2 separate regions of the Homo sapiens genome follow, and region 2 is linked to region 1. Evidence: chromatin loops called from intact Hi-C (ENCODE). Cell type or tissue: heart right ventricle. All regions are shown on one strand. Links, peaks and the distances in the headings refer to the core of each region. The heading gives the core; the rest is flanking DNA.

Evidence for each region. Hi-C counts contacts between places; a loop is a spot of excess contacts. Peaks named below come from ENCODE experiments on the same cell type or tissue, not always from the same donor. Only the 100,000 strongest peaks of a DNase experiment are listed, where the experiment ranks them.
Region 2: a loop joins it to region 1, with 19 times the contacts of the local background. A loop is called at or near these places in 12 of 110 quality-filtered maps.

Annotation. Positions count from the first base shown.
Region 1 is chr4:16,790,048-16,798,047 of GRCh38, reverse strand. All of the region lies in intron 1 of LDB2 (LIM domain binding 2), which reads left to right. Among named protein-coding and RNA genes, the nearest start is that of LDB2, 100 kb to the left of the region's middle. In heart right ventricle, for the core only: a CTCF peak has its summit at 3,012 (motif pointing left); a DNase peak (open chromatin) is centred at 3,037; H3K27ac peaks cover 1,375 bases.
Region 2 is chr4:16,895,355-16,905,010 of GRCh38, reverse strand. LDB2 (LIM domain binding 2) reads left to right here and starts at 6,366. Exons shown (of 8, transcript NM_001290.5): 1 at 6,366-6,657. The coding sequence starts at 6,526. In heart right ventricle, for the core only: no CTCF peak of the experiment used is centred there; a DNase peak (open chromatin) is centred at 6,400; H3K4me3 peaks cover 3,852 bases; H3K27ac peaks cover 4,861 bases.

The DNA.
Region 1 (8,000 bases), core at 1-8,000:
TTTTTTTTTTTTCGAGACAGAGTCTTGCTCTGTCGCCCAGGCTGGAGTGCAGTGGCATGATCTTGGCTCACTGCAACCTCTGCCTTCTGGATTCAAGCAATTCTCCTGCCTCAGCCTCCCAAGTAGCTGGGGCTACAGGTGGATGTCACCATGCCTGGCTAATTTTTGTATTTTTAGTAGAGACAGGGTTTCACCATGTTGGCCAGGCTGGTCTCAAACTCCTGACCTTGTGATCCGCTCACCTCGGCCTCCTAAAATGCTGGGATTACAGGGGAGAGCCACCATGCCCAGCCTTGATTATACAGCTCTTAAGTAGTGATGGTCATAGGTGAGCAGGGAGTCTGGCTCACGGGATAAAGTTATTAACCACGAAGCTCAGAGCCTCTCTAATAAATGTTAGCTATTATTATTATCATTCCTAACTATTCTAGAGAACCCTAGGACCCGAGAATGTAACAGCTATTCAGTTCTTTAGTCATATTAATTTGGGAATACTCAAAATGTCTCAGCATATTAAAGCATTTGAGAAGTCAGATAGTAAAGACATCATTTATTTTTTTTAAGTAGACTTTTTACTTTAGAATGCTTTTAGATTTACATAAGAATTGCAATGACGGTAGAGAGAATTCTCATGTATGCTGTGCCCATTTTCCCCAGCTGTCAAGATCTTACGTTAGTATGATCTTAGTCTGATCTTAGTATGATCCTTAGTTTGTCAAAACTAATGAACCAATATTAATACATTACAGTTGACCCTTGAACAATGGGTTTGAACTGCATGGGTTTACTTACACCTGCATTTTTTTCAGCCAAAGGCGGATCAAAAATACGCATGTGTGAGATGAAAAGCCCTCATACAGGGCGGGCTGACCTTTTCGTCTATGTGGTTCCTCAGGGTTGACTGCAGGACTTGAGGATTTTGGTCAATGCAGGGGTCCTGAAACCAATTCTCTGCATATACCAAGGAACCACTGTATTATTAGCTAAACTCCACACTTTATTCAGATTTCTTCAGTTTTTTCATAATATTTTCAGGCTTCCCTGCACAATACCACGTTGCATTTGGTCATCATGTCTCTATAGGGTCTTTTTGCTTGGAACAATTTCTCAGACTTTTCTTATGTTTGTTAACCATGAATGTTTTAAGAAGTGCTGGTTAGGTATTTGGCAGAATGTCCCTCCCTTTGGGCGTGTCTGCTGTTCTTCTCATGATTAGACAGGGGTGATGGGTTTTGGGGACAAAGACTACCAAAGTACAGTGCCATTCTCATCACATCCTATGAAAGGCACATGTTACCAACATGGCTTATTAGTGACGATGTTAAGCTTGATCACCTGGCTGACTTAGTATTTGTCAGGTTTCTCCACCACATGATTACTCTTTTTTCATGTTTCCTTACCATACTCTTTGGAAGGAAGTCACTAAGCCCAAGCCCAAGCTTAAGGGGTAGGGAGGCTCCATCTCCTTGCAAGGGGGGTGTCTACATAAATCACTTGTGATTCTTCTGCATGGGAAATGTGTCTCATCTCTTCCATTTATTTATTCAACCATGTATGTATATCAGCATGGATTCATGGATGTCAGTATTGTACATTGAGTTATAATCCAGTACTATGTTATTTATCTTGTTATTCAAATTTTTCCACTTTTGGTCACTCATTGCTACTGAGGTGTTGTTGCTTTCAGACTCTCTCAGCAGTGAGAGTTTAGAAACATATGTGTGTATACTAATGCCATTTAATGTTTTGTTTTGTTTTGTTTGAGACAGAGTGCTCACTTTGTTGCCCAGGCTGGAGTGCAGGGGCACGATCTTGGCTCACTGCAACCTTCGTCTTCTTGGCCCAAGGAATCCTCCCACCTTAACCTCCCCAGTAGCTAGGACCACACGACACCACCATGACGGGCTAATTTTTTTTTTGTAGAGATGGGATTTCACCATGTTGCCCAGACTGGTCTCACACTCCTGGACTCAAGAGATCTGCCCACCTCAGCCTCCCAAAGTGCTGGGATTATAGGCGTGAACCACCGCGCCGGCTCATTTAATGTTTATAAGCAAATGTTTCCCAAATTTCTTTGACTTCGGGGACCTCCTTCCCTCTCAGTACCCCAAACATTGGTTAACACACCTCAGAAGGTTAATATTCCATGGGATCCAATTTGCTAAGTGGGACTATAGCAATAGCATTTGTCTATCTCAATTTTAACAATAGAAAGTATTAGTAACAGTAGCTACAATTATAATAGGTACCGTTTAGCGACTATCTATTATGTACTGGTCCTACAGGTTAAGGTGGTGGGGGAGACTCCTGAGTCCTCATTCTCAAGGGATTCGGAGTCTAGTGAAAGACAAACAAATTACAGATCAGTGTCATAAGTGATTTGCTGGAGATAAAGGCCTCCATTCATGGTATTGTTCATGCCTGAATAACTGCCTGTCTTTCTGCCTTCCTCTTTCCTCTCTCTGGTGCATTACCCAAGGTGAGCTAGAGTGAACCACCTCAAATGCTGTTAAGGAAGTATCTCTCTCCTTTGGAAACCCTTCAAGGGTTTCCTGTTGACCTCAAGATAAAGCCCAGCAGGACTAGGACTAGAGGGAGACCAGCAAGACACCTCAGGACAAATGTTAGGAAGGGCTTGCTCAGATGCAACCTTGCACTTGCACGTTCCTGGCAGTGAGCGCATCCTTAGATTGTGCCCAGATTTCTTTTGGTGACTTACAAGGCCTTTTATGATTGGGTCTCTGTAATATGGACTCTTTAACTGCCGTCTCCACCACAGGCTCTCTTTCTGCAGCCACATCTGACATGCTTCTCTTCCCCAGGCTCTCTCTTCACAGCAAGGTCCAGGTGTTTCTGGAAGAATCTTCTCCTCTTCATCTGACCAATTCCTACTCTTTCTGCCAGTCTTGGGTAAAGGTTATGTGCTCCGGGAAGATTTCCCTGTCCTCAACTCAGGCTCTCCATCGAGATCCTATTTTCAAGCATGTCTTCCCCGCTCCTAGCGCCCTCTACTGGCCTAGAGAGGCACTGATTCTATTGATTGTCTACTAGGTTGTGTCTTTCCTGCCTGGATTTTCGCTCACTGTTTAATTTCCACTGCCTGGCACGTGGCCATGAGTGCTCAATACTGTCAGGTTGAGTAAATGAACACATGATTGTATGTGGGAATGAACTCAGACTGAACATCAGGAAAGGCTTCCAGGAGCAGGTGATGCTTAAGTTAAATCAAAAAGGAAAGATGAAGCTTCAGTAAGGCTGAGAACTTTAATAATAGGTTGAACCCCATCCAAAATTGTCATTTATGTAAACAACAAATGGTTGAGTGTTCATAAGCATCAACCTAATAATAGGTAACATCATTGAATATTTAGTGTGTTATGCTCTTTAAATGTATCAATTTATTATTGATGCTATTAACCCCATGGGATAAATACTTCTATTATTTACATTTGAAAAATGAAGAGATTGAGGTACAGAGAAGGTGAGTAACAGACCCAAAGTCACACAGCTCAATAACAAAGCCAGAGCTCCAGCCTAGGTCATCCACTCTGGAACTCAGAACCCTTGGCCTGCATCATGAAAGCAAGGACAGGGAAGGTATAAGAAGATGAGACGTGCATTTTTCATAGAGATCTGTTGCACAGATTGAAGGTACAGTGATAGCTGAGGAGGAGCTGCAGTCATCTTGAGGTGGTCATCCTAATATCATTACATGGTTTCTTTTAGCCACCTGTTCCCTTAGCCAAGATACCCCCTGACTTCCACCTCCTGTCAACTAAGGCACCTTCAGGATATAGAATATAGCCTGGCATTTTAGGGGGTGTAAACCAAATCATCTCAGCTCTGCCCCAGGGTGTCAGCCCCATGCTGCCTAACCCATATATTTGAGCTGCTTGTTGTGGGCTTTAAGGTCGTTAGTAAGCTCCAAGAAGGCCCTGTTTTGATAAGAGAGAGCAGTGCTGTCCCCTTTGGGCACGGCCCTTCCCCTGGAAGGATGCAAACAGATTTTGAATATGTAATACTAACTGAAAGAGGCAGTATGGCTTAATGACCTTTAGCTGGTAAATCTAAGACATTACCGAGAGGGGTAGGAAAGGAGCTGCAGGTCCCAGATAAGTGCTTTAATTGCACCAATAACCCCATGTAGTTTTCCAAGGCCTCAGTTTCAATATCTGTAAAATGGGGATAGAGCCTGCCTGTCTCATTACATTCTGGTCCCTCTTAACTTTCATGTTCACTTATGGTTCTTACCACATCATGGTTCAGATTGATGTTCTATACAGCTGTGCTCCAAATACATTTTGGGTTTTATATTTCCTACCCCAGTGGAGTGACTTAGACTGCAGGGAGAGGTTACAAAGAGGAATCATTAAAAAGCCCTTAGTAATAATTGGTGAAATATTTACATGACAGATTTAGATTTATTCAGGTGATTTTATTCCTGAACAAAACACTGCTTTTTGTATGTATAAATGGCTGCTTAAAAGACAAAAACCCTTTAACATGAGAAAAAACACATCTTGGGTAAAGACCTGCACGATTAAAAATAAGAAGCTTCAAATGGCAACCTGGGAGCTGATGGTTTGACGGTTTGGGCTTCAGATGGAATTCCACCTATGGAACCCTCCAAACCTTTAAGTATAATTAAGCACAAAATACCACCTGAAGGAACACTGGAGATTAGACATAAACCCACAGAAGCCAGAAAATTCAGGTCACCAGCCTCATTCTGCCCTGGTTAGAGGGTGCTTTGATGCTGTTCTCTCCCTGGGGGTCAGGAGCTGCATATAATCTCCTAAACGATAAGGACCAAAAAAAGGGCACAAAAGCTTGAATTAAAGGCAACGCGTATACCAATTTTCAGCTGCTTCCCTTTTGTCAGCTGAAGGAAGCCTATAGATTCTATTTAGCACACTTAGAAATGAAGTTTCCTGATTTGGAAAATCAAACGTTTAAGCTGTACAAAGAAAATAGCCACCTTCAACCTCTACTTATATAACCTGAAATCCTGTACAATATACTCCAACCAAGGGGGTCCATTTCTTTGGGGCCCTGCTCCTTTTCTTTTGGGTTTGAAGAGGGCTTGGGATTGTTGAACTTGCTCAACATCACACAGCAAGAATGGAGCAGAGCTGGGATTTGAACCCCCAAATTGATGTTTATTTCTACAACAGTATGCTGAAAACATTTTGAAAAGTGCCTTTATAAAATGTATCATGATGTTCCTTCCTCCTTCCTCTTGTTAAAGCTTCCTGTAAGAATTTTCATAATTCCTGCCTGTAAGTCACTGAGCAAAAAGGACTGTTTAACTGCAGACAGGAGCCGAGGAGAGGCCAGGGACATGGATAACTGGGAGGAATGGCAGCTTTTCACATTTATCTGTCCAGATTGGCAGGGTAATGTCTATGGGCTCTTTGCTCTCCCCATAACCATGATGCATCTTTCGAAAAGGAAGAGAAGTTGCTCAGAAGGAGCAGTTAGATAATTGGTTGTGGAGAGGAGGACTTAGCAGACAGCAACAGGTATCAACTCTGTGACACTTTCATCTACATTAGAAGGTGAAATAGGTCTTAAAAAACTATCCTGTGTGATACAATTACATGGTGAGAGAAATAAAATCTCATGGCTGAGACTGAAGTCAGATCAAATTTAAAGCACAGGTAATTAAAGAGACAAATCAGTATCTATCTTATAGGCTTGTCATGAGGATTGAATATTTGTAAAACACTTTAAACACAGTCTGGCACACAGTAAGAATATAAGTATTCAGAAAGTAACATTTCATGGGTCGCCCTGTTGTCCAGACTAAAATATGAATCTAAGGATAGAGAGCTCATATTCCTATTACACAGTAAGTGCTCAACAAAGTTTAGTGGATAAAAAACTTAGGTTAACACTAATGATCTCACAATATGTGAAATCCTCAAATCCACACCCATTTTGTTTCTCATCAAGTGTGTACATGTTAGGGTATTGGAAGTATAAAACACTGCAAAATCAAGATTATGAGACTGTTCAACTCCTCTCCTTCAAAATTGAGAGTTTATCTACGTAAGTCACTAAAAACATTAAGGGGATCAGGAAGTATCACATAATAAAAAAATGTTTGGAGCTTCAAGCTTTCCCCATGTAAATAGGTACCACCATTTCACACAGCTCTCTGAAGTGCTCAAGTTGCTGAAATGAATGTACAGAAGTTATCTTGTTTCTGGAGATTATAGGTAAACATTTTATGATACCTGAAGGGTCAATTCGTAATCTTCAATAAAGTGCTGGTTTCTTCGTGCAAGCCTCCCAGCCTCCTTTACAAAATCAAAAACAAGAGAGGTACTACAGCAAATTACCTGATTAGCTATCTTTCAAAATTAAATTGGTTCTGATCTGGATGTTGTCAAAAAAAATATCTAAAGCCTGGGGAAGATTACAGTGTTTGTAAATCAAAAGCAGCTGCTTCTATTTGTAATGGCTGTCTTTCTTTTTTTTTTTTTTTTCTGAGCCAGAGTCTCGCTCTGTTGCCCGGGCTGGAGTGCTGAGGCATGACCTCAGCTCACTGCAACCTCCGCCTCCCCCGTTCAAGCAATTCTCCTGCCTCAGCCTCCCGAGTAGCTGGGATTACAGGTGCTCACGACCATGCCCAGCTAATATTTGTATTTTTAGTAGAGTCGGGGTTTCACCATGTTGGCCAGGCTGGTCTCGAACTCCTGACCTCATGATCCACCCACCTTGGCCTCTCAAAGTGCTGGGATTACAGGTGTGAGTCACCCCGCCCAGCCGTTTTTGTTGTTGTTGTTGTTGTTGTTTTGGTTTTGTAAGCCTGATTTGACAATCCCCTTTTAGGTTTGAGTTCACAACAAATATGAAAACTAAGCAAAGCATTAAAGCACAAAGAACAGGCTTTGTCATGGAAATCCTAAAATGCTCTTAGCTGTTGCAGGAGTGTGAGATGTTGGCTTGGGCATCAGTAGAGAAAGCTAACCTGGTAGTTGATAATGACAAGTAGTTATGTAAGTAGATTTTCTGAGCCAGGCAGTTGGGCTTTTCTAGAAAATAGAAGTTGCTGAGCAAAAAGGGTGTGAAGAAAGGGCCTGGTGTGCCTGTATGTATAGCTCTCATCCACACAGCCTAAGTCCTGGATTGCCTACTGAAGTCTCTACTCAGGATACCACAATTTAACAGTTTCACACATTGCTTTGGGTTTTAGGCAATTTTTTTTTCTTTCTGGTTCATACCTGAAAGTAACTTTTTGCAAGAGCATTAAACTTAACTCTGGGTTACCTGGAAGAAGAACTGGAAATCTCAGATGACTCACATTTCCTGTGCTGTAACTCCAGGATTTTCAAACATCTGACACTTTCATCCCGGTTATCGAGGAAATAATATGTTAGCTCCGTCAGACTGCTTTGAATGGTCATGCATTGCTTAACGACAAGGATACGTTCTGAAAAACGCATCCTTAGGTGATCTTGTTGTTATGCAAACGTCATGGAGTGTACGTACACAAACCTAGGTGGTATGTACATTTTTATTTATATATTTTTTTCCTATGGAAAACCAAATGTTCCAGCACTATTACTGAATATCAATCATTTCCTCTACTCATGCTGCATTGCTGATATCTAGTGCCATGTATCAGGTTTCTATATTTGCTTCAATAGAACCTTATAGGACCACTGTCACATAGGCAGTCTGTTGTTGACTGAAATGTCCTTATATGGTGCATGACCGTATTATGTTCTGGGGTAGAAACAAAACTTTGAGGGCATGCAGACCTGAGTTTGAATCCTGCCTTCCTGCCTTAAGAGTTTTGCCATGCTGGCTAAACTCATCAGCCTCTTGGAGTCTCGATTTGTAAAATGCAACTAGTAAATGCTGTCAGGAAAGACTTCCTTCCTATAAGCACTCAGTGTCTGGTATTTAGTGGGTGCTTTAATCACTGGCTACTGTTATTCATTGTAGACCTTTCAAAAGGGTATACAGGGACAACATGGCATTAAAAGTCA
Region 2 (9,656 bases), core at 1,657-9,656, 110 kb before region 1:
CTGTTCTAATCAACATATATGCATTAGCTTGTTTTATCCTCATAGGAATCATAGGGTTGCTATTAACTCCACTTTACAGATGAGATGAGAAAACTGAGGCAGAGACAGATGAAATGCCAACGTCATACAGCTAAATGCAGGAGTCACGATTCAAGCCAAGGCGGTGAGGCTCCAAAGCCCATCGCTGACAACATTATTCTAGACCACCTCTCTCCTGGAGTAAGGGATTAGTTCTGTGTTTCCTTCGGTTTGGTTGTTGGAGCAATATTACCAGCACTTGGCATGGTGCTTAGTACATAGTAGGGGCTCAATATATACCTTGTTGAATGAAAGAAGCATAGTTTTGCATGTCTGCTAAGTTGCCTGAAGGCAGACACTAGATGGCAAGGGGCAGGAAGGCAGGTAGCCTGTGTGCCACATCACCTTGGCCTCCCAATGATCCCTAGCACCTAAGCAGATGCTGGGTACCTAATAATCATGTTATTATTTGAGCATTTAGATGTGAGGGTTCTAATGCTGTCAGATGTATTTGCTAATCCTTAGCAACAATCTTATAGACTAGTTTTTATCATTGTCCCCATCTTGCAATGAGATGACTGAGGTGCAGAGAGACTGAGTCATTTGCTCAGGTTCACGTGACAACTAAGTGGTGGCACCAGGGTTGAAATCTGCCACGCCTTCTATGTTTTCATTTATCTGTATTCCTCACCACATCTCAGCTCTACCTTGCCTTTACCTATTAGTGAAATGCTTATTGACTGAAGAAGCAGGTTGTATAGGGCACAGTAATAGGTAAGGAAGGGTTGGGCGAGGTGGCTCACGCCTGTAATCCTAGCTTTTTGGGAGGCCAAGGTGGGTAGATCACCTGAGGTCAGGAGTTCAAGACCAGCCTGGCCAACATGGTGAAACCCTGTCTCTACTAAAAATACAAAAATTAGCCAGGCATGGTCGTGGGCGCCTATAATCCCAGCTACCTGGGAGGCTGAGGCAGGAGAATCGCTTGAACCCAGGAGGTGGAGGTTGCAGTGAGCCAAGATTGCACCACTGTACTCCAGCCTGGGCAACAGAGCAAAAACTCCATAAAAAAAAAAAAAAAAAAAGAAAGAAAGAGGTAAGGAATGGTAGAGAAAGGGAATTGAAGAGTGGTAAGAAAGCTGGCTGTCTGAAGCAAACAGTGCTTGGTTGAAGGATTTGGAAAGGATGCAATTGATAGATTAAGAAAAAGGACAATGTTTCAAATACTTGGAAGAACCAGGCAGGTAAATGGAAATTAGGGACATTGGAGGGGACGGCTGTAGAGTGACAGAGACCATGGTGAACGGGCAAGCACAAAGAGGCTGGCCCCACTGCACACTGCCATGCAGCAGGGATGGGGCCAAGGGTGGTCAGAGCTTATAATTTTTCAGAGAAGATGAAAATCTGGATTGTATGTGAAATTCTTCACTTTTTAAACTGTGGGTAAGTATTTCCACTTAAAGGAACAATAATCATTCTCTGGGTTAAACCTAAGGTGAATGCAGCTAAATTAGGTCCCGAGTGTAAAGGGCAGGCCAGCTTTTAGAGCACCCTGAACGTCTGCATGAGGACTTTGGGAACTCATTCATACTCAATACACAAAATGATGCGTAAACGAGCATGGCTTAATCTTTGGGGGTAATAGAACTGTTGTGTTGGGGGTTAGACTTGTTTATTCTTTGCTAGGGTACAAATACTGCATACTTGCAATTCTCTATGGTTTTCTGAAGGAGTTGATTTACAATCTTAAAATAAGCACTTTGTTTTCTTCACTTCTTAGCTCATCCTTGACCCAGAAGACCAGTCATAGCTGATCCTTCAAGAAGCAAGAAAGAAGACAAACAGATGAACGACAAAGACAACCCGGTAACCTGGCGGTGCAAAGGATTCAACTCCTAGCTTGTGGATTTAGGAATCTATGCTGGGAGATCTGGGACAATAACAAAGATGGGAGTGGTGATTTGCAGGGCAGGGCTTCAGGGACAGGGGTCGGAGCGAGGCAGGGGGCATTGAGTGTCTGAAACTAAGCAAGACAACGAAGAATAAAATCCAAGTGAGGGGAGCCACTTTATCCTTTGCTTCTTCTTCCATTTAGTCAGGTCCATGTGTCTTGAGCATCTACTATGGGCTCAGCACCACGCTGGCCACCGGGGACAAAGAACAGAAATGCCCTTGAGATGAGGATGGACCTGACCTCTGAGCAGCAAAATGCTTAAGTCAAGCAGTCAGGCAAACTGGCTGTGAATTTTGTCTCTGTCACTTATTCATTGCATGACTTCAAAGAACTTTCTTAGCCTCTCATAGCCTCAGTTTCCCATTGGGTAAAATGGGAATAGTAATCAAATCAATTCCATAGATTTATTGCAAGATAAACTAAGAGTGATTGTGTAGACCACTCAGTACAGTGGCTGGCACATAGCAAGTACTGAACAAGTGACAGTATTTGTTCCTTTTATGTATTAATATAAGTCCTCTAATAGAAGAATATAGAAACTACACTACACTGACGACACCAAGGGGGAGGATGAATTTTTTTTTTTTTTTTTGAGATGGAGTCTCACTCTGTTGCCCAGGCTGGAGCACAGTGGTGCGATCTCAGCTCACTGCAACCTCCACCTCCCGGGTTCACATGATTCTTCTGCCTCAGCCTCCTGAGTAGCTGGGATTACAGGCATCTGCCACTACACGTGGTTAATATTTTGTATTTTTAGTAGAGATGGGGTTTCACTATGTTGGCCAGGCTGGTCTCAAACTCCTGACCTCCTGATTCACCTGCCTCGGCCTCCCAAAGTGCTGGGATTACAGGCGTGAGCCACCGCACAGAGCTTGCACTATAGTTTAAAATTATGTTCCCAAATATTTACTAGCTCTTCTACACTGTCTTTCCCTTGCCCTCACTAGATGGCAAGGGGCAGGAAGGCAGGTAGCCTGTGTGCTATGTCACCTTGGCCTCCCAATGATCCCTAGAACCTAAGCAGATATCAGGTACCTAATAATCATGTTATTATTATTATTTTTATTATTATTTGAGACAGGGTCTTGCTCTGTTGCCCGGGATGGTGTGCAGTGGTGAGATCTCGGCTCACTGCAACCTCCACTTCCCAGGTTCAAGCGATTCTCCTGCCTCAGCCTCCTGAGTAGCTGGGATTACACGCACCCACTACCATGTCCAGCTAGTTTTTCTTTTCCTTTTTTTTTTTTTTTTTTTTTTTTGGAGACGGAGTCTCGGTCTGTCACCCAGGCTGGAGTGCAATTGCACGATCTCGGCTCAATGCAACCTCCATCTCCCAGGTTCAAGGAGTTCTCCTGCCTCAGCCACCTGAGTAGCTGGTCAGGCACGTGCCACCACACCCGGCTAATTTTTGTATTTTTAGTAGAGACAGGGTTTCACCATGTTGGTCAGGCTGGTCTCAAACTCCTAACCTCGTGATCCGCCCGCCTCGGCCTCCCAAAGTGCTGGGATTACAGGCGTGAGCCACTGCACCCGGCCTATCATGTTATTATTTGAGCGTTTAGATGACAGGGTTCTAATGCATTTGGATGTATTTGCTAATCCTTAGCAACAATCTTATAGACTAGTTTCTATCATTGTCCTCATCTTGCAATGAGATAACTGAGGTGCAGAGAGACTGAGTCCTTTGCTCAGGTTCACGCGACAACTAGATGGTGGAGCTAGGGTTGAAACGTGCTCTGGCCCTGCTGTTGGCTCTGCCTCTATCCACTGTGAATGGAATATTTGTTGAATAAATAAACAAATGAATGTGTAATTTAAAAAGATTTATGGAGGAGACAATTTAATTTAATAGAAGGATAAGTAGCAGTTTGTAGGTAAACTAGGGCCAGAAGTACAAATGTGGCCATGCATAAGAAAGATTGCAAGTTTAGGAAGATCAAGTATAGCAAATAAATAAATGAATGAACACACAAATGAGTAAATGAATGAGTGTGTGTGAGTGTGTGTGTGTATGTGACAGAGGGAGAAAGAGACAGCACAGAAGTGCGGGTCTTACCGAGCCCTGTATGCCATGTTCCTAAGGAACTTGCACGTTTTCCTTCTGGCAGCAGGGAAACACTGAGGGGGAAAACATGGGACATGATCGCTTTCACTTATCTGAAATCCACATTCTCATTTGAATAAGGACAGACCACAAGTTAGAAGAGGACTGTGAATCTGTGGGCAGGGGGACCAGTTCGGAGACTCCTGAAATAACGGGGATGAGAATCAGGGATATGGATCAGCATTATCAAGTTTCAGATAGTTCTGAAATGAGAGTCTTTCACTATTAATGGCAAGAAATATTTCCAATTATAATTGGCAATGGTCTGCAGAAACAAATGAGAGCAAACCAGAACCTTATTCAGAGAGGGATTCCCTTCCTAAATGGATTTTTGAACTGTTTCATTTTTTTTTGTTACTATTGGCCTGCACAGGCCTGCCTAGGTGTTACTTTCATTCTTGCACTGAAATGGTCACATTAACACAAACTCAGGCAGACACTAAACTTTCAGAATGTCTTTAGTTTGAGAGTTTAAACATAAGGAACCATTAGGTTTTGCAGTGGCTGCCATACCAAAACGTAAATCATGCCAAAATTGTTTGAAATCCTGTCTTTAGAAGGTTGTGTGTTTTGACAAACCTTGCAGCAAATTTGGTCCAGCTTTCGGATTTGTAATGAAACCTGAAACCAAGCATTCTCGCCTGCCTTGGGGTCTCCTAGCGCAAGTTCCAAGCAGCCTTAGTGTAATACCTACCCTAATCTCATCCTGGGAAGCGACATTAGTGTGTTAGGCTGCGCTGCTGGAAGTTTGGGGTGGACTCAGCAAATATTTCATGCAATTATGAAGAAGGACTGATCAAGACAGCAATACACTTTTCTGTGTCTGAGTATTTTTAAGAGTGTAAATTGCAGAATTAGCAATACTCTATCCCCTGTTGGCTAGTGACTTGGAGATACCCAAGCCATGATTGGGGCAGAAAGTTAATTAATCTGCTTATTAAAAAGAAGAAATGTCTCATTTGCATGCATTTGCATTCAGGTCTTGAATTCATTATGCTTTTTGGTGGTCCTTTGCTTTATTTCCTTAATACCACTGACCTACCTAGGTGTTAGCTCAATACATTTAAATTTTGTGTGGCTGGGCTTTGTTTAAGTGTCGTATCTCTGGTTATAGTGGGTTCTAGCAGAATTTGATTATTTTATAGATTGTTTAATTCTCTATAGAGATTTTCCCCTTCCATGGGCTGTTGGGATTTCTTATGGTTATCATATACCACAGTTGGGAAAATATTTGTTTACTTGACCAATCTTGGAAAATACAGACTTTGTCTCCATAAGAGTTGGACATGTTATCTGGGGATGATCCATTCAATTATTTGCAATTTCCTTCTCAACCAAATTTTCCGTGGTCATTTTTGTGGCAGTTTTCTCCTTCTTTGCTTTTCCTGTCTTATTGGGAGGTCTGTTTGGGTTTTTTGTTTGTTTGTTTGTTTGTTTTTCCTTCCTGGGAAAAAAGACCATTGCTCTCCTTAAGTGTATTTTATACCTTCCACATTCAGAACGACTGTTTTTACCTGAAAATGCCCAGGCACCTTAAGGGCCTGAATGAAGTCTTTGGAGAAGAGGGAGGTGGCTGGGAAGAGGGGTGAGTGGGGAGAGATGGGAGTGAGATGGAGTGGAGGGCAAAGAATATAACAGCCCTTGGAACAACAGCAAGTAAAGCAAAACTACATAGGGAGATTAGTGCTGAAATAAATCTCTGCATGTGAGTGAATCACCGGTCCCAATTCGGGGCACCACAGTGCCCGTGTTTCTGTATTTTGTAGTAATCAACATTTCTGATACATTACAACAGTGTGGTTGTCAGGGGTGAGCGGCTCATGTAGCGGTTAGACCACCTCTATGCTAACAAGCTTAGCAATCAGGTTGTGAAGGGTCCTGGCTGGAGGAAAAAAATTAAAACCAAACCTTAGACCTCTTGTCAGACTGTGAGGAGAATTATATTTGTGAACTAGTCTACAATGTGGACAGGAAATGACCTCTCCACAAACTGCTTCTTTAAAAACAAGCAGTGGTGCCTAAAGCTATCCAGCTCCTCTCTCTCTCTCTCTCTCTCTCTCTCTCTCTCTCTCTCTCTCTCTCTCTCTCTCTCTCTCTCTCCCCCTCCCTCCCTCCCTCCTCCCTCCCTCCCTCCCTCCCTTCTTCCCTCCCTTCCTCCATACCAACCTCCCTCCCTCTCTGGAGCTCCTGCTCTCTCCCTCTCCCTCCTCTCCCGTGCTCCCTCCCTCCCTCCCTCTTTCCCTCCCTCCTCTCCTCTCCCTCTCCTCTCCTGCTATAGAGGGCTCCGACAGCAGTTCCCAGCCAGCGTGTTCAGCCTGCCTGCCTGCCTGCCTCTGTGTGTGTGTGAGCGTGTGTGCGTGCGTCTACTTTGTACTGGGAAGAACACAGCCCATGTGCTCTGCATGGACGTTACTGATACTCTGTTTAGCTTGATTTTCGAAAAGCAGGCAAGATGTCCAGCACACCACATGACCCCTTCTATTCTTCTCCTTTCGGCCCATTTTATAGGAGGCATACACCATACATGGTACAGCCAGAGTACCGAATCTATGAGATGAACAAGAGACTGCAGTCTCGCACAGAGGTAAGTACTTCAACCTTGGGGATGTGTTTGTGTATTTTTGTTAAGCTATGCATGAGCTTTTCCTAGGGTTTCTGGCTGAATTCTATGGGAAGTGTCCCACTTGATACTACCACGTACGTGGAAATGAGCGCCAGGATGAATCCACGAGTTTGGACGCTGGGTTTCCAGGCACAGCAACTCTTGTAGCAGAGGACAGTTTCTGCCGGAATCTTGAGACAACCCAGCACTTGATTCACATGCCGGGTTTCCAGAAATGTTGCTCTTCCAGAACTCTGGTGTTTTACAGGCTCTGAGTCAGTCCTGTTGGTGTTTCTTGAGATATAATTCCAAGGAATTTTGTGATTGTTTGCATCTGGCTATATATATATATACATATGTGTATATATATATATATATATATATATATACATATGTGTATATATATATATATATATATATATATATATATATATATATATTTTCTTTTTTACAAATCCTAGAGGAAGTCTGCTTTGACCTGTATTTACTTTTCAGAGTCACCAAAATCGAGGTAAAAAGGGGCAGAAGAGTAAACCTGCCTACTTCTCAGAACTAGCCCTGGAGGGACACATGTTTGTATATTTCAGTGTTAAAATCAGAAACCAGTTGCTTGGGGCAAGGGGACTCTAGACTTTCTCCTATTGCTGTCGGCCGTGCCCCCCTATCACTCTACCTTAGGACAGGAGCTGGTTCAGCTTTCAAGTCAGCTCTAGTTTTTGCATATTTGAGATCTTGTGCCTGAGAGAGGGAGACTCAGCCTCCTAGGCAGCCAGCAACTCTGGGAGCAGAGAGAACAGGACTTTCAGAACTTTTTAAATGCAAAACTCCAGACTCGCCTCCTGCAATTTAAATATTTTATGTCAGTTGACTTTTTCTCTGTGCTAGCTCAGCTGGCAGGTCTTGCTGCTGGATTGTCCATCTGCCTGTAAGTTGGGGCTTTGTGTGGAAGTGTTCGGAAAAGGAGTTTGTTATAGGTGCACCAAAGTCACTTTAGGAAGTGGAAATTGCTAGGAATTTAGTCTTCTCTGCAGAGTATAAATACCACAAGATTTATGCCAAAGAGCTTTTAGGGAATAGCTCTGGTGGAATTTTAGATTGAAGATTGACTTTTAACTCTAGGAAGGGACTCCATTAAGTTTGTGCTATGGGATAAAACACAGTTGGCTTGAATTGTCAACAGAGCCATAGAGAATTCATGACGTTTCGTGTATTTAATACAGCTAACAAGATGTGACCTGCTTTCTGATTGGCTAACTGCTGGACAAGGACTTATATGTATTTTAAAAGCTGGGTTGTCTTTAATGACTGCTGTTTTCTTTATATGTTAATACACCATAGACGCTAAATATGACTGCTGGTACTCTTGCTCTTTCTAGAAGCCAGTAGCTTCTATAGAAGTGCAAACTATGTTTTGCTTAGGATAGTGAACTGTTGGCAGTGACTGATATTTGTGCTTGCTGTTTTGTGTATGTTGCTTTGTGTGTGTAACAGTTTGTATATTTCCTTCAGATCTTTGCAACTGTGTGTTGGAATCTTAAATCTCTGCATAAACCATTGGTTGACACAGGCTGCTTTCATAATTAGGAGGATAGAAAATGTCTTATAGTTCAGGCACACATTAATTGCAATACAAATTTGGAAAAAATAGTCTTTTAAAAGTATGATTAGTTATAAAAAAAGAGGCCAGGGACCATTATGGCTCAATTCTTGAACAGCAACAATATTTAAAAATGACCTGTCCACCTTACATTTTAGAAAGTTTTTGAGGAATTGCAGAGATTCTTCTCCATCCTCCTGCAGTTAGGAACACAGGCAGCTTTCTCTGATATCTGCCTGCCCTCCTGCCCATTACTGAGCACTTGGCCAGGTCTGAGCTAGGAGACTTATCTGCAAGATTTCCCTACTCTTGCCCTCATTAAAAAAAACTGCAGGATTCAATATGGTCCCAGGTTTGTTTCCCATTTGAGACAAGACATTTGAAAAGACCTCCTTTCGCAGTATGCTTTGCAAAGATGGTACATTATTTTTTGTGAGAGCTAAACTCAGGAATTCCTAACTTTTGGATTATGGGGTATTACTTTTAAAGATTTAGCTCTGAGTAGAAAAAGACTACTTCATAGCTCAAGAACCAAGAGAAGAAAGCTTGCTATGACAAATCTTAAAGATTTTTTTAAACCTCCCTGCCTGTAACAGTAAAGTGCTATGAACTGTTTTCTGGTGTGTCCTAGAGCTAACCGTTTACATTTTTCCCTCCTTAATTAGATAATTTTTCAAATAATTATTCAAATAATTGCCTCAATACTTCTTTTTTTCTTTGCTAAGCAGTAAATACTGTCATGAACGCAATGCCATACATTTGTTTTTATTTCATATGAAAAGGGGAGAGAATCAAATAATTGCTCCTAAGATATTTAAATATTTACATCAAATATTAAATTTTGATCATGATGTATGTACCTTGAAAAAAACAATTTTCATGTAAAGTTACACTATACCTTTACCAATAATTGTTATTTATGATAAAGCTGCTCTGAGTTCTGGAGAGGGATTGGTTGGGATAAAATACAATGATACTCAGCAAGAGTTATTAGTTTATTCACATGCAAAATCAAATATGCCTTTGAGTGACTACTTTGAGAATTTAGCCAAAGCATACAACCATTTTGGGCAAGACTGACTCACCCATCCCTCTTCCATCTCTCTCTTCCTCTCTCTCTTCTGGTCCCACTCCTATAGTATATAGTATTATTTCATTAAGTCCTAATATCTCTCTCACACACACACACACACAAACACACCCCACTGGGTAATACTCTCAAGTCTTCACCCCTTTTTGAACATGGACCTGGCTAGAAAAACAATATATAGCAAATCAGTATGTGATGAAGAAATTGTAATCAAGTTTCTGGAAATTTCCTAGAAACCTCCTTTTTTATATGGAAAGAAATTAGTAAAGAACCATGATGTTTACCTACTCTCCT